2 separate regions of the Homo sapiens genome follow, and region 2 is linked to region 1. Evidence: read pairs that join two places in POLR2A ChIA-PET (ENCODE). Cell type or tissue: endothelial cell of umbilical vein. All regions are shown on one strand. Links, peaks and the distances in the headings refer to the core of each region. The heading gives the core; the rest is flanking DNA. Region 1 overlaps EEA1 (early endosome antigen 1). Region 2 overlaps LINC02413 (long intergenic non-protein coding RNA 2413).

Evidence for each region. Peaks named below come from ENCODE experiments on the same cell type or tissue, not always from the same donor. Only the 100,000 strongest peaks of a DNase experiment are listed, where the experiment ranks them.
Region 2: POLR2A ChIA-PET joins it to region 1 with 12 read pairs; 3 of 35 experiments call an interaction of 5 or more read pairs at or near these places.

What each region holds. Positions count from the first base shown.
Region 1 is chr12:92,893,405-92,909,115 of GRCh38, forward strand. All of the region lies in intron 1 of EEA1 (early endosome antigen 1), which reads right to left. Among named protein-coding and RNA genes, the nearest start is that of EEA1, 28 kb to the right of the region's middle. In endothelial cell of umbilical vein, for the core only: no CTCF peak of the experiment used is centred there; DNase peaks (open chromatin) are centred at 6,117 and 7,737; H3K27ac peaks cover 1,548 bases.
Region 2 is chr12:92,996,281-93,011,991 of GRCh38, forward strand. LINC02413 (long intergenic non-protein coding RNA 2413) reads left to right here. Exons shown (of 4, transcript XR_945212.3): 2 at 7,457-7,693; 3 at 9,814-9,949. LOC643339 (a long non-coding RNA gene) reads right to left here. Exons shown (of 5, transcript NR_040096.1): 4 at 8,234-8,318; 5 at 7,478-7,543. Among named protein-coding and RNA genes, the nearest start is that of LINC02413, 13 kb to the left of the region's middle. RefSeq lists an enhancer at 11,687-11,996. In endothelial cell of umbilical vein, for the core only: no CTCF peak of the experiment used is centred there; DNase peaks (open chromatin) are centred at 5,311 and 6,581; H3K27ac peaks cover 1,986 bases.

The DNA of each region.
Region 1 (15,711 bases), core at 2,765-10,764:
TAACCAATACTGCTTCTCTGTTAGACATCTCCACTGAAATGCCCCTCAATCACCCAAGATTCAAAACACCTCACTACATATTTGCCTCAACATGTGAACATCCTGTACATCACTACTAAATGTTCAACCTAAATCCAAATAAGGATGAATTCATAATGCTATATTCATCAAAATGATTATAAAAACTATATACAATGGAAAAATATACACAGTATGATTTAAATTATATATAAAAACTACTGATATAAGAAAAAAGATTAAAAAGAAATATTCCAAAATTCAAATAATGATTTCTGTAGCAAGACAGGAATCTTCATTTTTATTTTTTTCAGTTTTCATTTTGCTACTTTTTTTTTCAGAATTTTAGATCCATACTTGAATTGCTTTTATCTTGAAAAAAATGTTTTATGTTAAAGATAAGCAAACCTCCAGTTTAATAGCCAGCATTCCTTTTTTTTTCCTCATGCAGATACTTTGCACATTTATTTACAGGCATATCTCATTTTATTGTGTGTCTCTTTATTGCACTTTGCAGATGTGGCGCTTTTTAGATATTGAAAGTTTGTGTCAACTCTGCCATCAAGCAAGTCTATTCCTGCCATTTCTTCAAAAGCATGTGCTCACTTTGTATCTCTGTGTCACATTTTGGTAATTATCATAATATTTCAAGCTTTTTTATTATTATCATATCTGTTATGGTGACCTGTGATCAATGATCTTTGAAGTTACTACTGCAATTGTTTTGAGGCACTACAACCCATACCCATATAAGATGGCCAACTTAATTGATAAATGTTGTGTGTGTTCTGACTGCTCCACTCACTGGCCATTTCCCAGTCTCTCTCCCTTCTCCTTGAGCCTCCCTATTCCTTGAGACACAACCATATTAAAATTAGGCCAATTAATAACCCTATAATGGCCTCTAAGTGTTCAAGTGAAAAGAAGAGCTGCTCATTTCTCACTTTAAATCAAAAGCTAGAAATGATTAAGCTTAATGAGGAAGGCATGTGGAAAGCTGAAACAGACTAAAAGCTAGGCCTTTGTGCCAAACAGCCAAATGTGAATGCAAAGAAAAAGTTCCTGGGGAAATTAAAAGTGCTACTCCAGTGAACACACAAATGATAAGAGCACAAATTGCTGAGAATGTTTTAGTGACATGGATATAAGTTCAAACCAGCCATTAACGTTCCCTTAAACCAAAGCCTAATTCAGAGAAAGGCCCTTCAATTGTACGAAGGCTGACAGAGATGAGGAAGCTGCAGAAGAAATGTTTGAAGGTAGCAGAGGTTGGTTCATGGGATTTAAGGAAAGAAGCTGTCTCCATAACATAATAATGCAAAGTGAAGCAGCAAGTGATCATGGAGAAGCTGCAGCAAGTTATCCAGAAGATCTAGCTAAGATAATTGATGAAGATATCTATATTAAGTAACAGATTTTCAATTCAGAAAAAAACAGCCTTCTATTGGAAGATGTCATCTGTAACTACTATAGCTAGAGAAGAGAAATCAATACTGGGCTTCCAAGCTTCGAATTCCAAGCTTCAAAGAACAGGGTAATTCTTGTTAGGGGTTAATGCAGCTGATGACTTTTAAGTTCAAGCCAATGATCATTTATACCGTTCTGAAATTCCTAGGACCCTTAAGAATTACGCTAATGCTACTCTGCGCTCTATACATAGAACAAGAAAGCCTAATTAATAGCACATCTGTTTACCACATGGATCACTGAATTTTTTTTTTTTTTTTTTTTTTTTTTTTTTTTTTTTTTTTGAGACGGAGTCTCACTCTGTCGCCCAGGCTGGAGTGCAGTGGCCCGATCTCAGCTCACTGCAAGCTCCGCCTCCCAAGTACATGCCATTCTCCCGCCTCAGTCTCCTGCCTCAGAGTAGCTGGGACTACAGGTGCCTGCCACCAAGGCCGCCTAATTGTTTTTTTGTATTTTTAGTAGAGACAGGGTTTCACCGTGTTAGCCAGGATGGTCTCGATCTCCTGACCTCATGATCCACCCGCCTCAGCCTCCCAAAGTGCAGGGATTACAGGTGTGAGCCACTGTGCCTGGCTGGATGACTGAATATTTTAAGCCCACTATTAAGAGCTGCCACTGGAAAAAAAAAAAAAAATCCTTTCAAAAATATCACTGTTCATTGACAATTCACCTGGTCACCCAAGAGCTCTCCTGGAGGCATACAAGGAGTTTAATGTTGTTTTCATGCCTATTAATATAACATCCATTCCGCAGCCTATGGATCAAGGAGTAATTTTGACTTTCAAGTCTTATTATTTAAGAAATATATTTTGTAAGGCTATAACTACCATAGATAGTGACTCCTCTGACAGATCTGGGCAGAGTGTGTGGAAAACCTTCTAAAAAGGTCACCATTCTAGATGTGATTAAGAACATTTGTGATTCATGGGAGGAAGTCAAAATATCAACACTAACAAGAGTTTAGAAGTTGATTCCAACCTTCATAATGACTGTGAGGGGTTCAAGACTCCAGTAGAACAGATACGGTGGAATCAGCAAGACAACTAGAATTAAAAGTGGAGCCTGAAGATGCGACTGATAATTTTCTTTTTTTTTTTTTTCTTGAGACGGACTTTTGCTCTGTCACCAGGCTGGAGTGCAGTGGTGTGATCTCAGCTCACTGCAACCTCCACCTCCCAGGTTCAAGCGATTCTCCTGCCTCAGCCTCCCGAGTAGCTGGGACTACAGGTACGTGCCACCACGCCCAGCTAATTTTTGTATTTTTAGTAGAGACAGGGTTTCACCATGTTGGCCAGGATGGTCTCGATCTCTTCACCTCGTGATCCACCCACTTCGGCCTCCCAAAGTGCCGGGATTACAGGTGTGAGCCATCGCGCCTGGCATGACTGATAATTTTCACAATAAAACTTTAATGGAGGAGGAATGGCTTCTTAGGGATGAGCAAAGAAGGTGGTTCCTTGAGATGAAATCTGCTACTGGAGAAGATGCTGTGAACACTGTTGAAATGACAACAAAGAATTTAGAATATTCCATAAATTTAGTTGATAAAGCATCAGCAGCTTTTCGGAGGATTGACTCAAGTTTTGAAGGAAGTTCTACTGTGGGTAAGATGCTATCAAACAGCATGCTACAGGGAAATCTTTCATGAAAAGAAGAGTTAATCAAAGCAAAACAGCAAACTTCATTGTTGTTTTATTTTAAGAAATGCCACAACTCCAGCCTGACCAACATGGTGAAACTCCGTCACTACTAAAAATACAAAAATTAGCCAGGCGTGGTGGTGCGTGCCTGTAATCCCAGCTACTCAGGAGGGAGGCAGGAGAATCGCTTGAATCCGGGAGGTGGAGGTTGCAGTGAGCCAAGATCGCACCACTGAAAGAAAAGAAAAAAAGAAAAAAAAAGAAATTGACACAGCTATCCCAACCTTCAGAAACCTCCACCCTGGTCAGTCAGCAGCTATCAGTATAGAGGCAAAACCTTCCACAAGCAAAAAGATTATGACTAGCTGGGCAAGATGGCCCACATTTGTAATCCTAGTGCTTTGGGAGGCCAAAGAAGGAGGATCGCTTGAGGCTAGGCATTTGAGACCACTCTGGGCAACATAATGAGACCCCATCTCTACCAAAAAAATACAAAAATCAGCAAGGCGTGGTGGCGTTCACCTGTAGTCCCAGCTACCAGTGAGGCAGGAGAATAGGGTCTGGAGGCAAGGAAACTAAGGCTGTTTCATGGCAACTTCCTAGAACTAAATTGAAAGGAAAACCCTAACTTTCCACACCTAAGTAACAAAAGGACCACAGGCTACTCCCTTTGACCTTTCCTTTGACCTTTTCTGCACAGATGGGAAATTGGCTATCCACAACAAATCAGACTGATTGTGGGCAAGTCTTCATTTGCATAGAAGTATAACTGTGTAGCTTTACCCTAGGCTCTGATTGGTTGCCTTTTGCAACCAATCAGATGTTTGCACAGGAGTGTGACCTTTGTAACTTTACTTCAGCCTCTGGTTGGCTGTTTTCTGCAACCAATCAGACTGAATGTGGGTTACCACTTCATTTACATGAGGTGAGCGTGAAGTGGCTAATCAGAAACGTCTAGGGGGTATTTGGACCCAAGAAGATGCTGTATCCAGGCCCTTGAGCTGCTGCTCAGGCCCACTCCCACACTGTGGAGTGTACTTTCGTTTCCAATAAATCTCTGCTTTCGTTCTTTTGTTGCTTCATTCTTTCTTTGCTTTGCTGGGCGTTTTGTCCAATTCTTTATTCAAAACGCCAAGAATCTGGACAACTTGCAGTCACGACCCTCTACCAGTGACAATAGGAAGGCTGAGGCAGGAGGATCACTTAAGCCCAGGAATTCAAAAATGCAGCGAGCTATGATCACACCATTGCATTATAGACCGGATGACAGAGCGAGACTCTGTCTCATCAAAGAAAAAAGATTACAAATCACTGAAGGCTCAAACGATTGTTGGCATTTTACAGCAATAAAATATTTTTTAATTAAAGTATCTATTAGACATAATGCTATTGCACACTTAATAGACTACAGTATGCCGTGAATATAATTTTTATATGCACTGTGAAACCAAAGAATTTATGTGACTCGTTTTATTGCGATACTTGTTTTATTGCAGTGATCTAGAACCAAGCCCGCAATATCTCCAAGATATGCCTATATACAAGTATGCCTATATACTTGTATAATTTTTATATAAATCAGGAAACTAGAACAAGTACAAAATAACAACCAGTAATTAAAGCTACAGAGAAATTCCCAAACTCTTCTCAAACATACTTCCTCAAAGAAGGGTATAAGATTAAACTTTTATTTTATATTCTGGATAGAGTATTAACCTAGCATGCCATGACAAAGGGGAAATAAAATGATCTTGAACCTTTTTTAAAGTACTTATGTTCTTTAGGATTCTCAGAAGAACTCAGGGTTCTGTGAGGTTCTGTCAACTAAAGAATGACAAAGAAGGAACATTATGGCTGGGTGAAATGGCTCACGCCTGTAATCTCAGCACTTTGGGAGGCTGAGGTGGGTGGATCACTTCAGGTTAGGAGTTTGAGACCAGCCTGGCCAATATGGTGAAACCTCATCTCTACTAAAAATACAAAAATTAGCTGGGCATGGTGGTGCACACCTGTAATCCCAGCTATTCGGGAGGCTGAGGCAGGAGAATTGCTTGGACCTGGGAGACAGAAGTTGCAGTGAGCCGAGATCGTGCCACCGCACTCCAGCCTGGGTGACAGAGCGAGACTCCATCTCAAAAAAAAAAAAGAAGAAGGAACATTACTTGTGTAACTATGTCTTCTTTTTTTTTTCCTTTTTTTCCCTTTTTTTTTTTTTTTTTTTTTTTTTTTTAGAGACAGGGGTCTCAGAATGTTGCCCAGGCTGGTCTTGAACTCCTAGGCTCAAGTGATCCTTCTCCCACTTCATCCTCCCAAAGTGCTGAGATTACAGGCATGAGCCACTGCATCCAGCCTATGTTTCAATAAAGATGGCTAGAGAACATCAGAGGCACACTTCAGAAAGAGACAGGTATCTTACTCATGAGTGAAAAAAAAAAAAAAAACCACAAACATTGTTTAGAGATGGAGGAGGCAATAACTGTATCCTGTCCAAGAATAGTAGCAACCACCACACCAAGGCTTATCCAAAACAGGTAGAAAGTGGCAGAATTTCAATAAAGTACTAAAGATGAAGAATGCAAAATGAATCTCTGGCCAAAGGCAAAAAAAAAAAAAAAATGAGAGGAGCTGGATATGAGGGGTCTCCATTTGGTTGTCGATACCAGGAGACAGTACCCACTACCCGAAATGATGAAATTGTAAGGCTTTCATCCTCAGAGAAGTCAGAGAAGGTTAAGCCAACTGAATACATGAGTGAAATAAACATGAATTTTAGATACCACCAATCTAGATCAAATCTCACTTCAGCCTAACTTCAATTTGCTACAGGCTTTAGAGAGGCTGCACTTTATTGCCAGGTCTTGGAGCCTGAGCACTACCTCCTGCCTCAGCGTGGTCGCTGACCCTTCTTCTGGGAGGTTTCCACTTTCTAGACAAGCAGACAAAGCTTGTGAAATAATCAAAGCAGTGATGCCAAGGATGTCATGGCAGAAGGCCTGGGTTCCTGAGTCACTGAGAGCTCAGAGGGCTGGATTTGACATTCCTGATGCATTACACAGGCACATTCATCCTGCTGACACTGTAATCTGTCCTCATTGGGAAAGTTAGGATCATCTTCCTGGGCACTGAATAGGGTCAGCTTTTAATCTGGTCTCTTCACTTTGTAGTGGGACAAAAGGTGTTGGAAGAATTAGGGGAGAGGGTGCAGTGGGCCTCTACTTTCTCCTTCCTCTTGCTCGTTCTCATTTTCTTTGTCCTTACAATCTTCCTAAAATGCCTATGCTTTTTTGGAAGTTGATCTAGCTTTCTTTTCTGGACTGGAGGCACAGCAGGATATTGTGAAACCTCAGCCACATGACTCTTGGGTGTCTCCTCCAATGGCTCTGATAATGATTCCAAACTTCTCTTCAGAGGGTGAACTTCCATTCTCCCTTGGGTGGAATTTATCTTCCACATCTTGAGTATTTGGTGATGAACGTTCAAGTCTTTAGTGACATGTTTGGGAGACTGGAGATTCCTAAAGTCTGTCACTGAGGACTTTTTTTTTAAAACCTACTATGCTGATCCTAGCCAGCTTTGCAGAAACAAGGAATCACAACAAAAGGGACCAAAAGTCAAATGATATTTTTAAAATGGTAGTTAGCACCCTGACTGTTTCCAATGACGTATCCTTAGCTATCACTGATACAGGAGATATACTCATTTCAGATTTCTCCCCTCGACTTATCTAAAGGCATTCAATGGCCTTCAGAAATAAAGTCCTCAAGTTGTTCTTAGCCTAGGGAATCTCAGATTTCCTAGTATAGTATGGAAGAGCAGGCCTCAGTCTCTACAGTCCCTTTAAACTTTCCCAAAATCTAACATTCTAAAACTGTCTAAATTTATCCAGAGTATGTCTTTACTGTGTGTTTTTTTTTTTACATTTAATGCCCACAAAATTTTCTTGTTTTAATATCAGCTACAGTTCTGCAAACACCAAAGCAAAATTCTTTCCCAAAATAATATAATTGAGACATGAATTTATAAATAAATAAAAGCCAGCTCTGGATTTAATGATACACTCATGGATGTGGCAAAAAGTAAATGGCGAAAATGTTTTAAAAGAGCATTTAAATTTTTTTTTGTAGTTGTTTTTTTTTTTTGTCTTGTTTTATTTTTTTGAGGCACAGTCTCACTCTGTCACCCAGGCTGGGGTACAATGGTGTGATCTTGGCTCACTGCAACCTCTGCCTCCCAGGTTCAAGTGATTATCCTGCCTCAGCCTCCCCAGTAGCTGGAATTACAGGTGCCCGCCACCACGTCCAGCTAATTTTTGTATTTTTAGTAGAGACAGGGTTTCACCATGTTGGCCAGGCTGGTCTCTAAATCCTGACCTCAACTGATCCGCCCACCTCAGCCTCCCAAAGTGCTGGGATTACAGGCGCGAGCCAACACGTCCAGCCTAAACTGGATATTTAATATAAAGAACCGTTCTATAAAACTAGAAATTCATTTTTGATTCATTAACATTTCAATAACTTCACACTACGATGGTATTAAGAACAATGAAAGACACTGGAAACAGGAAGTTATACTTCCAAAGAACTGTATTTTCCTCATTTCTGTTTCCTTTATTTTTCCAGATGCCAGATGGCTTTTCACCAAGGTTTTCCTTGACTGAGCCGAAGTAAGCAATTCAAAGAAATATTGTACTTTTTTTTATTTTTGTAAAGATGAGGTCTCTGTATGTTGCCTAGGCTCATCTCAAACCTATGGGCTCCAGTGATTCTCCTGCCTCACCCTCCCAAAGTGCTGGGATTACAGGTGTGAGCCACCATGGCCACCTGAAATAAGGTACTTCTACATAAACCTATTATCATCACCAAAAATACCCTTTCTCAAATTTGCCTACAATAATCCTAGTAAATATACCTAAGTAAAGCCCAAGAGGCATGGGGAGTAAACAGAGAAAAAAACAAGGAAACCCTCACAAGTCAGGGGTTTTTGATGTCCATATTTTAAATATACTCCTCATGATTGCTGTTAAATTATCTAAGAACTTCTTGTTTTTTTTTTTTTGAGACGGAGTTTCACTCTTGTTGCCCAAGCGGGAGTGCAATGGCATTATCTTGGCTCACTGCAACCTCTGCCTCCCAGGTTCAGGCGATTCTCCTGCCTCAGCCTCCCAAGTAGCTGGGACTACAGGTGCACGCCACCATGCCCAGCTAATTTTTTGTATTTTTAGTAGAAACGGGGTTTTTCCATGTTGGTCAATCTGGTCACAAACTCCTGACATCAGATGATCCGCCCACCTCAGCCTCCTAAGGTGCTGGGATTACAGGCATGAGCCACCGCACCCAGCCTTCATTCTTATTCTATTTTTAAGCCACTAAAATTCCTTTATTTCAAGGAGAAGCCCAAAAACAATAACACTAACCCTAAATAAAGCATATAAAGCATTCTAACTTTTTCACTTATAAAAGTTTTATTTTGCAAAAAGAATGGGATTGGAATGATTTATGCTAAAAATTTAAAGTGATAGGCTGGGCACAATGGTTCACATCTGTAATCCCACCACTTTGGGAGGTCCAGGTGGGAGGATCACTTGAGCCCAGGAAGTCAACGCTGCAGTGAACTGTGATTATGCCACTTTACTCCACCCTGGGCAACAGAGTAAGACCTTGTCTCCACAAAAAAAAGAATTTCAAATATTATTAAGATGGAACCAATCTTAAAAACAAGGTACACAATGGACCAAAAATAAAATGGAAACATAGAGTATCCAGGATTCTGGAACCTAAAACAGGTAGAGGCAGCTAAGTTCAGTAATAAGAACCAAAAACGCCCTGGATGCGCAAGGTAACAAGAAGCCAGGCCCACTGTGAGAACTTAGTAAGCGGGGCAAGGCAACTATCCCTTGCAATGAATAGAAACTCTTTAAAAAGCTGTAAATCCGGCCGGGTGCGATGGCTCACGCCTGTAATCCCAGAAGTTTGGGAGGCCAAAGTGGGCATAACACGAGGTCAGGAGTTCGAGACCAGCCTGGCCAACAGGGTGAAACCCCGTCTCTACTAAAAACACAAAAATTAGCTGGGTGTGGTGGCGGGCGCTTGTAATCCAAGCTACTCAGGACGCTGAGGCAGTAGAATCATTTGAACCTGGGAGGCAGAGGTTGTAGTGAGTCAAGATTGTGCCACTGCACTCCAGCCTGGGCAACAGGGCGAAATTCTGTCTTAAAAAAAAAAAAAAAAAAGGCTGTAAATCCTGCCACACACTGTTTAGGCCCAAAGTTTGAGCAGAGCTTTTCCAGGTAGAGATGAGAGGGCATTCCAACCAAAGCATTATTTGTAACAGCTTATAAATCATAAGCAACCTATATGTTCAAAATGAAGAAACTGTTAACTAAACTACGACGTAACTGTTCAACAGTCTTTTTTTTTTTTTTTTGAGACGGAGTCTCGCTCTGTCACCCAGGCTGGAGTGCAGCGGCGCGATCTTGACTTACTGCAAGCTCCGCCTCCCGGGTTCACACCATTCTCCTGCCTCAGCCTCCCAAGTAGCTGGGGTTACAGGCACCCGCCACCACACCCGGCTAATTTTTTTTGTATTTTTTAGTAGAGACAGGGTTTCACCGTGTTAGCCAGGATGGTCTCAATCTCCTGACCTCGTGATCCGCCCACCTCGGCCTCCCAAAGTGCTGGGATTACAGGCATGAGCCACCGCGCCCGGCCTGTTCAACAGTCTTGACAATTAATGGGATAAGTGTGTAGGTTATAAAAGCATGAAGGTTATGTAGAAAAATGAGAATGCAGTCGGAAGCGGTAGCTCACGCCTGTAATCCCAGCACTTTGGGAGGCTGAGGCAGGCAGATCACCTGAGGTCGGGAGTTTGAGACCAGCCTGACCAACAAGGAGAAACCCCATCTCCACTAAAAATATAAAAATTAGCCAGGCGTGGTGGCACGTGCCTGTAGTCCCAGCTACTCGAGAGGCTGAGGCAGGAGAATCACTTGAACCCAGGAGGCGAAGGTTGTGGTGAGCTGAGATAGCACCATTACACTCCAGCCTGGGCAACAAAAGCAAAACTCCATCTCAAAAAAAAAAGAAAAATGAGAATGCATATGATATATGATACATCTATTGTGAGAAATTAAAAAAAGAAAAAACAAAAAGAAAGAAAAGAATGTATATGATATAAATCCTGAATTTGTCAAAGAGGTAAATACAACATTTGTATATATTATGACTTCAATTACATAAAAATACATACACATAAAGAGATTAAAAGGTAATCATATAAGACCAATGAGTTTTATGTTAGGATGATTTTTTTGTTGCTACTTTTCCCCCTCATATTACTGAATAGATGAGATTTGTGTTAAGATGATTTTATTAACCACCCACCTACTTCCACCCATAATTTTTTGTTAGTGTTGTCATATTACTTTTTAAAGTTTTCTGATTTTTTTTTTTTTGAGACGGAGTTTCTCTCTTGCTGCCCAGACTGGAGTGCAATGGTGCAATCTCAGCTCACCACAACCCCCGCCTCCCGGGTTCAAGCGATTCTCCTGCCTCAGCCTCCTGAGTAGCTGGGATTACAGGCATGCACCACCACCCCGGCTAATTTTGTATTTTTAGTAGAGACGGGGTTTCTCCATGTTGGTCAGGCTGGTCTTGAACTCCTGACCTCAGGTGATCTGCCAGCCTCAGCCTCCCAAAGTGCTGGGATTACAGGCGTGAGCCACCATGCCTGGCCAAAAGTTTTCCGATTTTTAAAAAACCATTTGGCCTTGACAAAAAGATCCAGAGAATTCTAATTATCAAACACTCACCATTAATGTTTAAGTAGCTACAACCAAACAGACCAACTAAAGGAAAACCAGCTACAACAAAACTATTTCTCTATTCACTATACTTCTGAACAAATGTTTGAGTTTTCCACACCAATTCTCTGCAGCCACCAACTGTATGTCCCACAATTTAATTGAATTCTGACACTATCTGGAATTAGCACAGACCTCACAGACTAAGGGATCAGTCCCTTAAGACTGCCCTCCCCTTCTAACACCAATAGCAAATAAAAGGTCCCCAGGTTACCCACACTTTTGTCTACTTTGGCTACATGTCGGGAACCCTCACAACTCCCCTCCTCAGGTTTGATAATTTGCTATAGCAGCTCAAAGAACTCAGGGAAACATTTTACTTATGTTTACTCTAAAAGATATCTTAAAGGATACAAATAAACAGCCAGATGAAACAGTATGTAAGGGAAGGTCTGCAGGGCTCCCAAGCACAGGAGCTTCTGTCCCCATGAATTTAGAGATACATCACCCTCCCAGCACATGAATGCATTCGACAACCAGGAAGATCTCCAAAATCACTGTTTAAAGTTTTTACAGAGGTTCCATTATGTAAGCATGATTGACTAAGTCATTGGCCATTGGTGATTAACTCAATCTCTAGCCCCTCTCTATGCCTGAAGGTCAGAGGGTAGGGTCGAAAGTTCCATAGCCTTAATCTTGTGGCTAGTGTCTATGGCAACAAGTCCCCAACCTGAAGCTATCTAGGGGCCCATCAATATCACCTTATTAGCATAAACTCAGGTATTGCCAAAAGGTACTTATTATGAATGACAAATGACATTCCTTTCACCTCCATCACTCAAGGAATTCCAAGTTTTAGGAGCTCCATGCCAGAAACAAGAAAAAAGACCAAATATATATTTCTTATTATAACAATATTACATCAATATTTGAAATTATGAAAAAAATACATAGTATTCCAAGTATTTACTTCAAATAAGAACAGATGTTGGCTGGGTGTGGTAGCTCACACCTGTAATCCCAACAATGGGAGGCCAAGGCGTGCGGATCATTTGAGGTCAGGAGTTAAAGACCAGCCTGGCCAACATGGTGAAACCCCATCTCTACTAAAAATACACACACACACACACACACAAAGCTGAGCGTGGTGGCACACACCTGTAATCCCCTGGGGAGCCCAGGGCAGGAGAATCGCTTGAACCCGGGAGACCGAGGTTGCAGTGAGCCGACATCACGCCACTGCACTCCAGCTTAGGTGACAGAGAGACTCTGTCTCAAAAAAAAAAGAACAGATGTCTGCAATAAACAGGATATCCTAGACTGCTGGTAATAAAAACAAATTCATACTACAAGATCAGTATAAAACCGCATTAATCTCTGCAAAAAACTATCAAAGAAGCAAACACAAATTTGAGAAAGAACAGCACTTTACTGGGAGAAAAAATGTTATTGTTTACTTATGCAATATCTTAAAAAGAAATATCACTGTCACAGAAGTTTTAACAACCTAAAACTTTTTTGAAATAAATGATTTATCTATTGCAGACTAGTTGTTTACTGAGTATAATTTAGACATATATATATATATATTTTTAATAGGCAAAATCTCACTCTGTGACCCAGGCTGAAGTGCAGTGGCACAATCATGGCTCATCGTAGCCTCAAATTTCCTGGGCTCAAGCCATCCTCCCGCCTCAGCCTACTGAGTAGCTAGGACTACAGATGAGTGCCACCACACCTGGCTAATTTTCTTTTCTTTTCTTTTCTTTTTTTTTTTTTTCTGAGACAGGGTCTTACTCTGTCACCTAGGCTGGAGTGCAGTGGTGTAATCTCGGCTCATTGCAACCTCTGCCTCCTGGGTTCAAGATATCCTCCCACCTCAGCATCCTGAGTAGCTGGGACTATAGGCACATGCCACCACACCTGACTAATTTTTGTATTTTTTTTATAGAGACGGGGTTTTGCCATGTTGCCCAGGCTGGTCTCAAATTCTTAGGCGCAAGCAATCCACCTGCCTCAGCCTCTCAAAGGGCTGAGATTACAGGCATGAGTCATCATGCCTGGCCCTGGCTAATTTTCTTTAAGCAAAATTCTTTCTAAAACTGGAAAGGATACAAGTATTAGAAATTAAATAATATACAACTCAAAACCTTGGGGATTTATAAGCTATCTATAAGGATTTCTTATAAAATGTAACTTTAGGGGCCGGGTGCAGTGGCTCACGCCTGTAATTCCAGCACTCTGGGAGGCCGAGGCGGGCGGATCACGAGGTCAGGAGATCGAGACCATCCTGGCTAACACGGTGAAACCCCGTCTCTACTAAAAACACAAAAAAGGTTAGCCGGGCATAGTGGCGGGCGCCTGTAGTCCCAGCTACTGGGGAGGCTGAGGCAGGAGAATGGCATGAACCCAGGAGGTGGAGCTTGCAGTGAGCCAAGATTGCGCCACTGCACTCCAGCCTGGGTGACAGAGCTAGACTCTGTCTCAAAATAAAAAAAAAATTAAATAAAATGTAACTTTCAACACTGATTTTGTTACTCTATTTCATCTGCATCCCACCATAAAAACAAATTAGAAAGATTTTCACAAAAAGTTTGAAAAGCCATTTACTATATGCAGACCTTAAGAACAATGCTTTAAATACATTATGCAAGCCTTATACTAAATGGATAGACAAAGGGCTCTCACTAACCCTTTTCTACTATTAAGAGCTAAAAACGTAACATATAGATAAAGCGAGAAGTTATCTTTGCAAATAACAAATACTATTTCATGAAAAAAAATTCATGTAAAGTAATTGAGGGGTTCCCAGGGAGTTTTCATACTTGACCTCTTAGCTTATCACATACTCTTTAGGTAAATTCATTTACTCCCTTAATTTTCATTAACACCATTGCTGAAAATAATAAAACACTAACTTTAATCCAGACCTTTGCTGAGTTTCCAATTCATATTTTCCTGTCCTGCCAAATATATCTAATTGAATGCCTTGAGAGCACCACAAAGTCAGCTTATTCAAAACCAAATTCATTTATCTTTGCTCAAAGCTTTCACCCATCTACATTCTCCATCTCAGATTATAGAACCATCACACACTCATTTTGCCTAAATCCAAGGCATCACTCTTACTTGTCTCTATTCCTTAACCTTCACATCCAATCACCAAGTTAATTCAACTGCCCACTTAAATTTTGAATCTATCCCCCTTTCTCCATCTCCTTGGCCACTACCTTAATTCATGTTGCAATCATCTCTCACCTGGACGATAAAAGAGACCTAATATAGCACTCTATACCTCTACATCCACATTTGTAGTTGTTTACTAAGAAATCAAGCAATGGATTTCTCAAAGCATTGTAACCAAACCAAACTCTTCATTCATCTCAACACTTTACCATCCTAGGAAAAAGTTTACTTTCCTCACTATGTTCTCCAGCTTAGTCAATAATATCCTCATTTATCAAGAACTTCAGTTAAAACCTAAATGAACTATTAACCAGGCATGGTGATGGGCACCTGTTATCCCAGCTACTTGGGAGGCTGAGGCAGGAGAATCACTTGAACCCAGGAGGCGGAAGTTGCAGTGCACTGAGATCACACCACTGCGCTCCAGCCTGGGTGACAGAGTGAGACTGTCTCCAAACAAACAAACAAACAAAAATTAAAACCTAAATGAACTAAAACAGATATTTGCACACCAATGTTCATAGCAGCATTATTCACAATAGCTAAAACATGTAAATAATCCAATGTCTGTCAACGGATGAATGGATAAACAAAAGGTAGTATATACATCCACAATGAAATATTATTCAGCCTTTAAAAGGAAGAAAATTCTGATAACATGCTGCAACATGAAGCTAGAAATAATTATGCTAAGTGAAATAAACCAGACACAAAAGGATCACTATCGTATAATTCCACTTATATGAGGTACCTAGAACAGTTAAATTCATAGTGACAGGAAGTGGAATTGTGGTTACAGTGGGTTCAGGGGAGGGGAGGAATGAAGAGTTATTGTTTTATGAGTATGGAGTTTAGTTGTAATGATTGTACAACAACGTGAATACATTTCATGCCACTGGATTATACACTTAAAAATGGTAAAAATTGTATCTTTTAAATTACGTATATTTTGTCATAATTTAAAAAAAATTTTTTTAAAACCTAAATAAGTATTATATTGCAGGCATTACCATACAGACAAAATAATTATTTTAAGTATTTAAGAATGCAGAGTTTCTACTACATATCCTTTTGGGATATAGCACAAAGCCAAAAAAAATTGCTAAAAAAAGAAACAGTAAAATTAATTCAATAATCTTAGCCATAATATTCATATTGTTAATTTTAAAGCTATTTATGTATATTTTAGCAAAAAACATTTGCTAATGTTAAGAACCAAGATATTCAGTATAAGAAAAAATGATATAAATACAGAATCAAATAAGTAAAAAACCATTTTATATCTTAAATTTGAATTATCATTTGGGTTTTTGTTTCATTTTTTTCCTGAGACAGAGTCTGGCTCTCTCACCCAAGCTGGAGTGCAGTGGTACAATCTCAGTTCACTGCAACCTCCGCCTCCCAAGTTCTAGCAATTCTCCTGCCTCAGCCTCCTGAGTAGCTAGGATTACAGGCGTGCACCACCACACCCAGCTAATTAGTAAAGATGGGGTTTCGCCGTGTTAGCCAGGATGGTCTTGAACTCCTGACTTGTGATCTGCCTGCCTCGGCCTCCCAAAGTGCTGGGATTACAGGCATGAGCCACCGCGCCCAGCCCTGTTT
Region 2 (15,711 bases), core at 3,230-11,229, 100 kb after region 1:
TCCAGTGATCCGCCTGCTTCGGCCTCCCAAAGTGCTGGGATTACTGGTGTGAGCCACCGCACCTGGTCGAGAGCATCAGGTTTTGATACAATAAACAAAAGTAGAACTTGACCGTGAGGTAATTGCCATGTCATACCATGGAAATAGCTGCATGAGGGATGGCTGAGGATATTCATCTCTACAAATCATTTTCAAAGTTTATCTAGGTTATTGAACCAAAAAACCATGGGAAAAAAACAATGGTATGTATTCTTTCACACTTGATCTTAGAAGCCATGGTATGTATTCTTTTATTCCAAATACTTATCAAGCTCATCTAATAAGAGCAATTTATCTCCCTGAGAAACTTTGTGCTTCTGCCTTGGCCCATGTTAATGAGCCATGTTTGGCTCATGGTGGCTCATTCCCATAATTCCAGCCCACCTTAATGTACTAAAGGACAAAATCACACGATTTTCTCTTATATATGAGAATCAATTGTGAACTTTTGAAAAAGGTGTTTACAAAGCCAGTAATAGATAAAAAGTTTTTTAAGTTGCCAAAAATCAGCAGCAAATTTAACATTTCTTGGGTAAATATTAGAAGCATTTCCTTTAAGGTTGAGAATGAGCTAGGATGCCTCTTGTTTTTTTGTTCTGTCTTAAAAATTGTTTTGAGACAGTCCTGCTTCAGCCCCACAAAGTATTTTGGGATTACAGGCATGAGCCAGCATGCCCGGCCTCTATGAGGCCTTTTAAATTACCTTTTCTTCCATGTAATATTGGGAATTTTGATCAAGAGACATAAGTAAGCAAAAAGATCAGAAGAAAGAGAGTCAGGAGACTCAGCTGTCATTATTTACAGATGATATAAATATTCACAGAAAACTCACAAGAGAATTGGCAGAATCTGTTTAGAATTGTGAATAGAGTTCAGCAGAGTTCCAGAGGCCTTTCTGAGCTCTATTAACCTAGGAATTAACCTAACAAAAATGCCCAGCTTCTCTTGAAGAAATCTTTAAAATTCTACGAAAGCTGTATTTTTCCAACTTTAACGTACCTCCAGATAACCTGGGGATGTTTAAAAAGCAGATTCTGATTCGGTAGCTCGGGGGTGGGGCGGAGCCTGCGTTGACATTTCAAAGCCTGTCAGGTGATGCAGCAGGCCCTGTACAACACTTTGGGTTGATGGTCCTGATGCACTTAAAGAATACATGCAGACAGAAGGCATGCTCATGTGGGGACTCTTTACCATTGCAAAGACTCTCATTCTCTCCAAACTAGTCTATGATTTTTAATACCATTCTCACCAAAATCCCAGTAAAATTTGGGGGTCAGAGGTACTTACTTAATTTACATGAAAAAGGTCAACTTTCAGAAAAAAAAGTGGGGAAAATGGAGAATTTGGCTACCATATATTAAGACATGTAACAAAACCAGGGTAATTAAAAAACACCACCACCAATTTGATAATGCCCAGGAACAGACAATAAAACAATGGAACAGAATATAGAAACAACCCAGAAACAGACCACATGATATTGATTTATGAAAGAGATGGCATCAAAACTTTGTGGCTCATGCCTGTAACCCCAGCATTTTGAGAGGCCAAGGAGGGAGGATTGCTTGAGGCCAGAAGTTCGAGACAAGCCTGTGCAATATAGTGAGACCCCATCTCCATTATTAATAATAAAAAAAAAAACCTTGGTGAAACAAAAAATACATTGATAAATGGTATGCACAAAACTGGCTTACTAGATGGAGAGGATAAAAAATTCTCTCTCTGACACACACACACACACACACACACACACACACACACACACACACAGTCTAAGCTAAATACCTGAAGTTGTTTATGCTTCTGGTAGAGATTGGTCTTGGGCTTCTGATTCAGAGGCAGAAAGCAGAGGCGAAAGACACACTCTTTCTTTTTTTTTTTCCTTTTTTTTTTTGAGACAGAGTCTCGCTCCACTGGCAGGCTGGAGTGCAGTGGGGTGATCTTGGCTCACTGCAACCTCCACCTCCTGGATTCAAGCAATTCTCCTGCCTCAGCCTCCCGAGTAGCTGGGACTACAGATGCGTGCCACCACACCGGCTAATTTTTGTATTTTCAGTAGAGACGGGGTTTCACCCCATTGGCCAGGATGGTCTCGATCTCTTGACCTCGTGATCCACCCGCCTCGGCCTCCCAAAGTGCTGGGATTACAGGGGTGAGCCACCACACCCGGCCAAGACACACTCTTTCAAGCAAGCTTCCTGCATCAGCACATGGGATCCACTACTTAACTCCTTCAGTTAGTCACTCTTGGCCTTGCCATTCATGGAAATTCCTCTGAGATTCTCACAACAAGCCAGTTCTCATACATTGTCTCAGTATATGGTATTGTGAATTGAGTTTTATGATTTCTTTTTTTTGGTCTTCATTAGTATTTTATTGCAAACTTGGAAAAAGGCACGTGAGGAGCTGATAATCTTATCCAGGTTTAACTACACTCAACTTTTTGATTATTGAAGCCAATGCATTAAAGGTTTTCTCTAACTCTGTGTTGTTCACAAATTTTATTTTCATATCCTTGTTTTCATTCAAGTTCATAATGACTATTTGAATAGGTCAGAGTCATAGACAAAGCTCTCAGACAAATAATTAAGAGCTTTCCCACAAAGCTGGTATAGACCTACTGGTTGACCCTACGTGGGGATAAGGCACTTCCTGATTCTTTCCCTTTGTATCCCTCCTCTCTATAGCTTAGGCCACCTGACTTCTCTCTATGGGCGTGGTCTCCCCCATTTGTCTAGGGATAATACTCAGAATTTGAAGGTCTCCAGACCAAAAATCTAGAACTCAGCACAGGATTGTGATTCCTCCTTGTACAGTGCTGGCCCTTAGGGCTAACAGCCGAGCTTCTGCCATGCATGTGACCCTTTCTTTTTTCTTTTTCTTTTTCTTTTTTTTGACAGGGTCTAACTGTGGCCCAGGCTGGAATGCTGCGGCATCATTACAGCTCACTGCAGCTTCGACCTCCCCAGCTCAAGTGATCCTCCTGCCTCAGCCTCCCGACTAGCTGGGACCACAGGCATGTGCGACACCAACCAGCTAATGTTTTTTTTTTTTGTTTTTTTTTTGTTGTTGTTGTTGTTTGTTTGTTTGTTTTTAGTAGAGATGATGTCACATTATGTTGCCCAAACTCATAGCTGGTCTTGAACTCCTGCCCCCAAGTGATCCTCCTGCCTTGGCCTCCCAAAGTGCTAGGATTATAGGCATGAGCCATTGCACCTGGCCAATGCTTTCTGAAATTACCGTTTCAATAAACTGCTTTTTATCCCCATTATTCTCTAACTGGAGTACCTTTATATTTTTTTAAAAACATGTTTAAACTTGGGATCTTTTCATCCATTTTGCATATATCCTCATGCAGAGACTTCTCCCCACCCATACCCCAATACTAAAATTACAAGCCTGTGGCCTGTCCATCTTTCTGTGGTGCCCATTCTTGCCTGCCGAGGACTACCATTTGCTCCTGACTCAAGTACACTGCCCACTTATTAGTGTGCCCACCATTCCCATTAGACACTTGCCAACCTCCCCCATCCTCTTTGTTTGCCTGAACCATGTATCTGTTTGTTACCTGTCACAGTATCTTTATTTTTTAAAATTTATTTTAATTGTAAATTGACAGATTATAGTTGTATATATTTATGAGATTGTTGTGGCTCAGAAAACAATATCCCAAAGTGAAGGCCTCAGAGGTAGCCTCAGAAGCAAGTTCTCTCTGACCTTCTCCTTCCCTCCTGTCTCTGGCCCATCAGTCTCCCCCGAGGCTAGCCATAAAAACTATAATCCTTCTTCCCCAAGGTGTGTTATAGAAACTAGAACTCCTGTTCCTCAAAGCCAGCCATAAAACCTAAAAACATTACTCTAACCTCCTGCCACTCCCCGACCTTCCTGTGTAAGACCTGGCCATAAAGAAATCTCTGACTTACATTGTTTAACGATAGGTCATAAGACACTCATTCCAAAAAGGGTTCTGCCTCATACCTGGAAGGAAGACAGCTGCACAGAGAGGCCAGGAAGAACCTTAACAGACAGGCCTTGCTGGGATTCCCCACTCGGTCTATTTCCATAAGATTATACCTTTTCTGTCCAAACACAGTTCTACACTGCGGTCCATTCTTCATGGAACCTAAGTATAAAAATGGATGGTTTTACCTGTATCTTTGGGTCTTCATTCTAAAGGCTCCCATGTCATATAAAACTATGATTAAATAAATTTGTATGCTTTTCTCTTGTTAACCTGTCCTTTTTTATAGGAGTGTCAGCTTGGACCCTCAGGATGGGGAGAAAAGGGATCACCCCCTTTCTATCCCTATGAGGTACAAAGTGATGTTATGGTTCTCTTTTTCTTTTTTTTTTTTTGAGACAGGATCTGGCTTTGTCACCCAGGCTAGAGTGCAGTGGCACAATCTCGGCTCAGTGCAACCTCTGTCTCCCGTGCTGAAGCAATCCTCCCACCTCTGCCTCCCGAGTAGCTGAGACTACAGGTGCACGCCACCAAGCCCAGCTAGCTTTTGTAATTTTGGTAGAGACAGGGTTTTGCCATGTTGCCCAGGCTGGTCTTGAACTCCTGGGCTCAAAGCGATCTACCGCCTTGACCTCCCAAAGTGCTGGGATTATAGACGTGAGCCACCAGGCCCAGCCCATGATGTTATGACTTATGAATACAATGCGGAGTAATTAAATCAAGCTAAATAACATATACATCACCTCAAATACTTTTTTTTTGTGGTGAAGACATTGGAAATTTACTGTCTTAGCAATTTTGAAAAGTACTATACACGATTATTAACTACCTTCACCACGCAGTGCAATTTATCTCAAAACCAAACCAAAACACAACCTTGCTCCTCCTGTCTAACTGAGGCTGTATACTTTGACCATCAACTCCTCATTCCCCCAGCCCCCAGCCTCTGGTAACCACCATTCTACTCTCTGTTTCTATGAGTTTGATTGTTTTAGATTCCAAATATAAGTGAAGACATACAGTATTTGTCTTTCTGTGCCTGGCTTATTGCACTTAGCATAATGTTCCCTAAGTCCATCTCTGTTTTGCAAATGACAGAATTTCTTTCTTTTTCAAGGCTGTCACTGTACCTTTAAAATGCCATGATCTGTTAACCAGTCTTGTCTTCCTCAGCATCTTGTCTTTCTTCAGCACTACATCATCTCCTCAATATTTTTCCATCCAATATTGGCCAAAATATTATAAGCAATTTTATCAAATGCTTGCTGAAATCCAATATGTGATGGTGGTGACTTCCTCCGGCATGTAATCTACTAATCCTATCAAAAAAGGAATGTTTAGCTTGGCACGCTTGGTCTCAGTGAATCCGAAGTAGTTACCACTGTTTACCTCTCCTTTCTTTAAATGCTTGCATGTCAAATATTGTTCCATTCTCTGGAATGACTTTTACCTGTGAATGGAATCTTGAATGTCATTCTACAGTAAAATTCTCAACCAAAAAAAAAAAACAAAAAAAGCCACTGATTTCTAGTCATCAATCTATAAACACTAAAGACATTTTACTAGTTCACATAGCAAAAAAATTCTGAGGTAGGGTGGTTTCAGGTTGGTTGATTCAGCGTCTCAATAATATTATCAAAGACTCAGATTCTGGCCAGGCACAATGGCTCATGCCTATAATCCCAGAGCTTTGGGAGGCCTAGGTGGATAGATCATTTGAGCCCAGGAAGTTGAGACCAGCCTGGGCAACATAGTGAAACCCTGTCTGTATAAAAAATACAAAAATTAGCCGGGCATGGTGGCATGAGCCTGTAGTCCCAGCTATTCAGGAGGCCAAGGTGGGAGGATCACTTGGGCCTGGCAGGCAGAGGTTGCAATGAGTGGAGATTGTGGCACTGTACTCCAGCCTGGGTGACAGAGGGAGACCCTGTCTCAAAAAAAAAAAAAAAAAGACCCATATTTTTTCCATATCTGTGCTCTGCCACCATCATTATGATGGCCTTATCTTTGGCTGGTTCTCTTCATGGAGGCAAGGGAGCTATGGCAGCTATGACCTGCTTTTCTACAGGTCTTCTTTTAGGAGCAAGAAAAGCATCTAGGAGCTCCCCTTGCCTGACCTGCCACGGTTTTATTTCACAGAACTGGGTCACTTTCCCCCTCCAAACCAGTCACTGGCAAGCTGAGACAGATCAGAATTTAATCCCGAGACATACAGGGAAGAGATGGGTAAACCCTTGAAATTGGCTGTTTACCAACAAGAGAAAGTCGACAAATGCTCTGGGCTAGGAAACCCTACTGTCTGGTCCAGACTGGAGGAATTACTGTCTAATTTGGAGAGTGGTCATATTTGAAGACGGTTACTGATGAAGACCTATTAAAATAACATGGACTTTTTATCTATTCAAAACAGCTTAAAACAGGACTGTGTCCAGAACAAAGGGGTAGATTAAGTTATCTCTAAAATTCCCGGCCAACTGTTTAATGCTGTGATTCTGTTCTCATTGTTTTCACTGTGGAAACTGCTTGCAATTTGGAAGAGTGCGTGTCAGCAATGTTTGTGCTGCCAGCAAAAGTGAATAGTTGCTGATCTGTGTGCATTTCCCCAAATAGCACATTTGTGGAAAACTGAGTCATGGGGATTCTAGGTACTGTGAATCCATCATCTGCACAATTTTCTGAATGCCTTACATCTTAGACACTGGCGGCTTCCCTGTAAATAAACAAATTGTAATGAGACAGTTGACACATAACATGGGATTGGCCAAAGCAAAGCAGGTTTAGCTAACTGGTTTTCCTCTGGCAAATTGTTCCTTTTTTTTTTTTTTTTTTTTTTTTTTTTGAGACAGAATCTTGCTCTGTCACCCAGGCTAGAGTGCAGCGGCATGATCTTGGCTCACTGCAACCTCCGCCTCCTGGGTTCAAGCGATTCTTCTGCCTCAGTCTCCCAAGTAGCTGGGACTACAGGCGCGTGCCACTGTGCCTGGCTAACTTTTGTATTTGTAGTAGAGACAGGGTTTCACCATGTTAGCCAGGCTGGTCTTGAACTCCTGACCTTGTGATCCACCCTCCTCAGCCTCCCAAAGTGCTGGGATTACAGATATGAGCCACCTTGGCCGGCCATTGTTCCTTTTTATTTATTTTGCCCTGAAAGCAGATGATGGTGTTAAATAAAGCAACAAATTAAATGTGGATGTTAGTGCTGCAATGGAGGAAAACTTGCAGAAAAATTGACCTGACTTATTTAATCAAGTGCAGAGACATTACTGTGCTACCTGGGGAGCTATTCAAATACAATACAATCTATATGCCTTCCACCTGAGCAACCAAGTTCTTACAGCGCTAACTAGAGAAGGTGCAGGGGAGGGGGGGAGGACTGGATAAAGTTATTTTTGTGGCAGTTAAGCTTCGATTACTTGTAGATCCATAAATCATCAGCCAAGGTTCTCTTTTCTCCAGCAGTGAGCACAGGGAGGAGGAGGTGCATGCAAGCGATACTGCAGGGCCAGAATCAGAATCATCAGCACGTAGCAACTGATTGGATTTCTGGAGCAAGAAAGAAGAGTTGAAGATAATGTTGAACTTTCTCATTGGGAGATTTTACTAACATTATTGAGCAATTACTGCATGATGGATGTTACGCTAAGAGCATTCTACAATTATTATACCTCTTACGTCTCCCAGTAGTTCTGTTAAGTAAGTACTATTGTTTTTGTTTTAGAGACAGAGTCGGCTCTGCCACTCAGGCTGTAGTCCAGTGGTGCAATCTCAGCTTACCATAGCCTCGGGCTCAAGCGATCCTCCCACCTCAGCTCCCCAAGTAGCTGTGGTCCCAGCTGGCTCCATATGAAAAGCCTCTTGCTTCCTTAATTACTAACCAATGGTAATAGTTTTTTTCTTTTTTGTTTTTTTCAAGAGACAAGGTCTTGCTCTGTCACCCAGGCTGGAGTGCAGTGGTGGTAACATAGCTCACTGCAGCCTTGAACTCCTGGGCTCAAGGGATCCTCCCACCTCCGCCTCCTGAGTAGCTGGGACTACAGGCATATGCCACCATGCCCAGCTAATTTTCAAATATTTTGTAGAGACCAGGGTCTTGCTAATTGCCCAGGCTGGTCTTGAACTCTTACCTCAAGCAATACTCCTGCCTCAGCCTCCCAAAGTGCTAGTACTTCAGGTGTGAGCCACCACCCCCGGTGACCAACAGTAATTCTACACTTCAATCTCTTGCATCCTTACCCTTATCTTGTGTCCTTATGATCATCATAAATAGCTCATTTGGCCGGGCACAGTGGCTCATCCTGGGCAGCACATGAAACCTCATCTGTACAAAAAAATATAAAAATTAGCCAGGTGTGGTGGCACATGACTGTGGGCCCAGCTACTTGGGAGGCTGAGGCAGGAGAATTGCTTGAGGCTGGGAGGTCAAGGCTGCAGTGAGCCGAGATCATGCTTCTGTACTCCAGCCTGGGTGAGAGAGCGAGACCCTGTCTCCAAAATAAAATAAAATAAAATAAAAGCTAATTTGTCTCAGGCTTTGAATTAATCTGCATTAGCTCATGTAATTGTTGCAATAACTCTATGTGGTAGGTACTCTCAGCCCTGTTATACAATGGGTTTGAAATGACTACTGATATACAGAGGTTTGAAATGATGTTACTTGCCCAAGTCTCATGGTGAATGGAGGAGCAAGGAATGGAACTCAGCTCATTTAACACCAAAGGTCTGACCACCACACAGCACTGCCCTCTTTAGCCAAACTAATGTTTTTGTCTTTCTTACTTTTGACCCATTTTATTCCACCTTTCTGAGGTATTTTCAGCATTTTCATTAAGCTAATGAATACAACAATTATTTAAGCAGCTAATCCTTAAATATGCTTCTATAAAATGTCCTTTTAGTTTCATTTTCTCCTTATCACTCCCCAAACCCACCAGACCTACACTTCATATTTTCCCAAACGTGTATACACAAGGCATTCACCTGCTTTTATATGATGTCCTTTCCTGTTCATCTCAACCTGGTAAGGTTAAGAAGGAAAATGATTTTACATATCAGAGGGGAGAGTGCTACAAAAGAATATGAGACACAGACAATTTTGTAAAAAAAAAAAAAAACAACTTTGTATGAGATACCTTATGTACATACACAGAACAGTTAAATCCTGGGCAACATGAAAAAACCTCGTCTCTACAAAAAAATACAAAAATTAGCTGGGCATGGTGGCACAGGCCTGTAGTCCCAGCTACTTGGGAGGCTGAGGCGGGAGGATTGATTGAGTCCTGGAGGTCGAGGCTGCAGTGAGCCATGATTGACAGAGTGAGACCCTGTATCAGAATAAATAAATAAATAAATAAATAAGAATATAATAAGCCAAAAGTGAAGTACAGTGAATGACTAAGTGTTCTAAAGAAAAATAAAAGCAACAGTCCATGGAAGAGGTAGACCTTAAGGATGAGTGGGATTTGATGGGAAAAGGGTGGAAGCTAGAGTGAAGACAGAAATCAACATCTCATTACTGACAGCTATTTATCAAGCACCTCCATGTGTTTGGCCATTAAATTAAAGTTTTGAGGATAGAGATGGAAAAGCTGCTTGCTGTCTTTCTCCCAAATACTCTGTGTTTGGGAAAGGCTTAAACAGATAGCAAAATACACAGTGACACAAAGAGGCACACAATACACCGAGCAAGAGTTTCAGGCATTCTGAAAATGCAGGGGACATATCCCAGTAAGAATGGTAAGCCCTGGGACAGAGGGTGAGCGGTTTACATGGATCAAAGGGCTCGCTCATGATAACAACAGCCTTCTCTAAGCCAGGCACTGAATACTGTGGATACAAAGAGCCCAGAGTCATCAAGAGGAACCAGGAACTCTAACATGATGTGTGGAGCAGGCTATGCAAAGAGGGGTACCTCTCCCAGTCAGAGGCATCAGAGAAGGCTTCCTGGTGGAGGTGAGTAGGAATCACGTGCAATCGTGCAGGCGAGGCGGGGAGAGGACACTTCTGAGCAAAGAAACTGGTTAGAAAATGTACTGGTGTGTAGGGAGAAAGAGGGCCTCCAGGTCACTCAGGGTTGCTATGAGAGCACGAAGTTTAAGGCCAGGAGCAGTGAGATGACATGGAAGAGAGAGGTGGTGACTGGCTGCCTTAGGGAGCCTGGGCTTGATATTGAGCCAGGAAAATGTTTTAAGCATCCTTTAGGTTAGGGAGCTGTATGAATTAGATTCAGGTTGAGCCAAGGTTTTAGCAAGCTTCAAATGCCAAACTGAGCAAATCTTCCCTCACTGTGAGTTTGCTGTGATCACTGTTCTTATGGTTCAGAGAATAACTGTGCTGTAGATATTAGGCTCAATTCAAAGTGGAGCTGCTGAAAAATTTATTAGTGCTGGAGTGCATAGGATGCTGTTCATGCATGACTAGCATTTCAAAGGGCTGTAGATTAAAAGTGAGAGGTCTCTGAAGTCCAATTTCAAAACCCAGAGCCTCTCCGCCACTTATCTCCTACTTCGCACCAATCCTGGAATGAGTCTATAGACCACTGTAACTTCTCCTTCTCAACTTCCACATCTTTTCTTCTCTTTCTATTAGCAACCTTTATATTCCCTTTGGGTGTTTTCTTTTTCTTTCTTTTACCACTTATGATGCCCACATGGTCATACTATGGGAAATGCAGAGCTGAATCCCATTAGAGTCCATTGAGAGCCTGCTGTGCTCCAGGCATTGTTTGGGGCATTTTAAAACATTATCTCATTTAATTATCCTAGCAACAGTAAAAGGCGGGTGTCATTTTACATGAAGAATTCGTGGCACAGACAGGATAAATTACTTGCCCAAATTCACACAACTAGTAATGGACAGAGGTTTTTCACATAAGCTTTTTGGATGTGAATTGGAACACACTCGTCTCTGTGAATTCCCAAAGCTCTTGGGATAACAATACAAAACTTTGTCATGACCTACAAGGGTTTGGATGGCGATTTCTCCGCTCTCTCACCCTACAACCAAACCCAGACAATTGGCATCCAGGGCCCAAGGTCCTGGCCACTCTGGCATACTGTCTCTGGGTTTCGAAACAGTTCATTTAGGATCCTTTATATACAACGAGTTACAAATCATATTCTGTGAGTTTCTGATCTAAGTTAACAGTTCTTTCTTACCAAGGAGACGATGAACACACACACAGACAAGAAAGAGCTGCAGGGAAGTAACAATAACCTCCAACAGGTTCTTAGTTGGAACGGACCCATCACAACAGACAAACAGGAGAAAAACAGAAGTTTATTAATATGGATATTTTATACACGCATGGGGGACATCCAGAGAATGAGTTTTCAAAGAGGTGGCTTTAAGTTCCAGTTTATATATAGCATCTTCAACAAAGAACAATAGATTTTTAGACAAGTGGCAAGACAACAAGAAAGGACTTTTTGAGTTTCTGTGAGCAGGCTGGCAACTCAAGGAAAAGCAAACAAACAGCAGATAAACGCTAGTTAGGAAAGCCTGCCAATGCAAATTCCTCTGGTTCCGACTCTAGGCTGATGAGGGTCTAAAGCTGTCTTCAGTGGTTAAACTTTTCTTGAGGGAAAAGGCGGGGGTTGGTGGCCAGGATATTTTTTGCCTTTGTAAATCTATGTCCTCCTTTTGGACAAATTGAGGCAGAGACCTCTCCTGTACCTGTTTCTTCTTGAGCATCTTCAGCTCAACAATCCTTCATATTTTGGGGAAGATATTCTGGTCTCCCACAGAGCCTTTCAAAGAAGGTTCAGCTCTGGTCTGGGTTCCTCGTCTCTCACTATTATCTGAGTTTGTGTCTCCCACCCTCCTCTGAGTCCATACTGGTCTGTGGAAGAAGGCTGCTTCCCTGAATAAAGGCCCTAATGTTCTATTTGCACAAAGCTCAGTCTTTCTCTATGCTGAACTTGGCTTTATTACTAAGTGGCTGTGAGATTTTCATGTTGTCAACTCTCCTATCTCAGTTTCAGTTTCCTCATCTGTGCAAAATCAGTCATCCCCAAAGTGTTGCCCAGATCAAAAATTTTAGAATTCTATGAAGAGCTTTACCCACTAGTAGAAGAGAGAATTAATACATTCATCAACGAGGACCCCATTTGCACTATTGTCCAGTATAATTATTTAAACTTTCTATCTTTGTGGCATTTATGATTACTTATTGTAAATGAAACTGGTGTGAAGGACACACATTTTTAATGCCTTTAATTGTCATCCAAAGGCGCTTTCCAGCTGAAAAATTCCATGATTCTAAATGTGTATCATCAATTTCATGTCAGGCAGGATCAGAGGCTTGGTCAATATTATTTTTTCCACAGTGAAATTGTGTAAGGCAGGAGATCCTACTTAAGCTAACATATGTGTATCCTTCACAATGGAAGAATAAATAAAAGTATAAGTTGTGGATTTGCTAATAGTTTCTTCCTGCTAAAAATATTAACCTCTTCTATTCCTTAACAATAACTTAACACATGTAGTTTTAGCTTAAAATTTTGGGGAACTTTTGGTGTCTTGAAGTATTTTCTGCAAATTTATTTCTCATCTCCAAATTCTATGTCCCTTTTCTGAATGTTCTTGATGCTACATTTTCATGTATTCATCAACTTGAGATGTTTGGCTCCTTTTTTTTGTTTGTTTGTTTTTGAGACAAGGTCTCACTCTGTCACCCAGGCTGGAATGCAGTGGCATGATCATAGCTCACCACAGCCTCGACTTCCCTACCTTAGGTGATCCTCCCACCTCAGCCTCCTAAGTAGCTGGAACTACAGGCACGGGCCACAATGCCCAGCTAATTTTTGTATTTTTTGTACAGGCGGTGTTTTGGCATGTTGCCCAGGCTGGTCTTGAACTCCTGGGCTCAAGTGATCCTCCTGCCTCGGCCTCCCAAAGAGCTGGGATTACAGGCGTGAGCGACCACACGTGACCTTTTCTACTGTTCTCTGAGCTCCCCAACATTTTCATATTTGCCAAATCACTGTTATGTACAGAGAAATCTCCATCAACTATTTCATTATTTGAAAGAAGCGACGCCAATAAAGAATTTACTCTCTGTTTACTTGGACATAAAGAGCTACTCCAAATTAAGACCTGACATTTTCTCATCTCCTTCTTTGCAATAAAAATAAAATTGAAATTAAACTGGGATAAGTGCAACACATTGTATCTAAGCAGCCATTGTCAAACTGTTTCTAAATATCAACAGTAAAAGCTCTAATCTGAGTCAATTTTGGAATGCACATATATTCCAAAGGGAAATGAATTTTCAAAATGGTATAGGACTCAACATCGCATATTTTAGTCTTCAGGCCAAGCAGGAAAATACTAACAAGCTACTTCTTCCAATTTTGCTATTAATGCAAATTGATGTAAAACTACCTGCTATGGGCGAAACACTCAGCCTCTGCAAATGGTCTCATTCTGAAACTGTCAGTGTCAGAGAAATGGTGTTTCCCTTCCGCAGCTCATTGAAATGGAGATGGCATGGAATGGAGTAAAGGGATGGGGATCTGCTTTCTAATCAGGCAAAATTAGATTCATTTGAATTGGTGCATGGACTGAAATGAAGGGAAAATCCAACCAGTGCCTATTTTTACCTCCTTAGACAGCCTTTGAGCAGCTAGGCATAGTAAAACCATACATGCTAAAATTTCCCACATTGATACAGAATTCATGAGGAAATTATTTTCACACTTTAATGGAATGGGTCTATTGCTTACATTATACAATGTAAGGGAAAAAATTACTAAACTCAGAAGCACATTTCCATATTTCTCATCAACTTAGTTTCTTTGATACAAACATAAGAAGCTACCCCAACTATTACAGAGCACATTTTGCAAATTTCACTAATGCATCGTACTCATGTGACATCAAAAGCAAAAATATCAAAGCAAACACACAGACAACAAATGAAAGCAAACCTTTATAGTGTATCATTCAGTGAAAAATACATGTTCTAAAGAGTTGTGATATATGATACTACGGAACTATAATATATTCCAGTTTCTACAATTTCAGTTCTTTTCAGATTTGGTGTTTATAAAATAACCTAGTAAAGAAGTGGTAGGAGAAAGTGAAATTTTACACAGTGGATTATGTGAAACACAAACTAATGAAACCAGCCAAAGTTTCTGAGTTCTTTTTTTTTCCCAGCCTTCCCCCAGCCAAATGAGTTTTTAATTCATATAGGATTTTTAAAAATCATTTATTTAATTCTCCTATATTTTAGAATAATAGCGTTCCTAGGTTAGTAGTTTTCAGACTTTAAGTTTTCAGGACAGCAAAATTTCCCAAGGCAGTAGAAAGAGCTAACATAGAGTTGCCAAACTGTTAATTTTGCCAATAACAACAATAACAAAAAGCTACCATTGCCATCATTTCAGACAGGAAAGGATATTTCCACACCAAAAATGTAGGAAGTTCATAATGTCAGAATACAAAAGAGCTCTTCCCAAGAAATACAATTTGTTAACCGTAGATAATTTTAAAGGATATACTTATAGTTTTATATACATTTAGAAACATTTATAACATTAAAATTTATTTTATACTACAACAAATATTATGTTCCCTTGGTACAATTTTTTTTTAATTTGATAGCACTATATGTATTTCATACTCTGGTATTTGATAGCACCCATGATGAAGGGCTCTAAGGTGTCATTTGTTTTGGTGTTATATTTTTATCAGTGCCATCATGAAAAATTCTGTTTTACAGATATGAGCAAAAATAAAAACAATAGTCTTAATAGTGTTTTGTTTTTTGTTTTTGAGATGGAGTTTCACTCTTGTTGCCCAGTCTGGAGTGATGGTACGATTTGGACTCACTGCAAACTCTGCCTCCTGGGTTCAAGCGATTCTCCTGCCTCAGCCTCCAGAGTAGGTGGATTACAGGTGCCCGCCACCATGCCCAGCTAATTTTTTGTATTTTTAGTAGAGGCGGGGTTCCGCTATGTTGGTCAGGCTGGTGTCAACCTCTTTAGCTTGGGTGACTCATCCACCTCGGCCTCCCAAATATGCTGGGATTACAAGCATGAGCCACCATGCCCGGCCTAATGCCGTTTCAATTATTCTGACATAGTCTAGGCAAATCAATATGCTCAGGAACAGTAGCTCCCACATTCTCAAGTCCTTCCTTTTACCTTGCTTACAATGGGCAGGTAGAAAGGCCGGTTGAGCCAGGCCAGGTGGGTGGCTGGGACTCCGCAGGAAGTAAGCTCAGGACTCTCCTCAGTTATTGCCCCTCACTTTCAGGGCAGAACCATATGGTCTCCTTGCCTTACAGAGAGAAGCTGGGAATTTTTACAATAGGTGTTCTGTGGGCCAGTAAAAACTCTGGCCCTTCCCGGCATTTGGGAACCATTGAAATGGGTCCTTTAGTCTTTGAATTCCTGAATTTTGTGTAATCCAGAGGAGCCTGAGACTCTGCGTGGCTATGGGTTGAATCCACAGCCATCAAAAAGCACCTTCCCACTGGTAAGTTAAACACAGTACAAAAAGCACTGGTTCTAGGGACAGAAAAGTTGTGTTCAAGTCTCTATTTAACATAGACAGTTGACTCTTGAACAATGTGGAAGTTAGGGGTGTTGACCCTTCCAGGAGTTGAAAATCCAAGTATAACTTTTGACTCCCCACCAAAACTTAATTATTGATAGCCTGCTGTTAACCAGAAGCCTTACTGTTAACATAAATAGTCAATTAACACA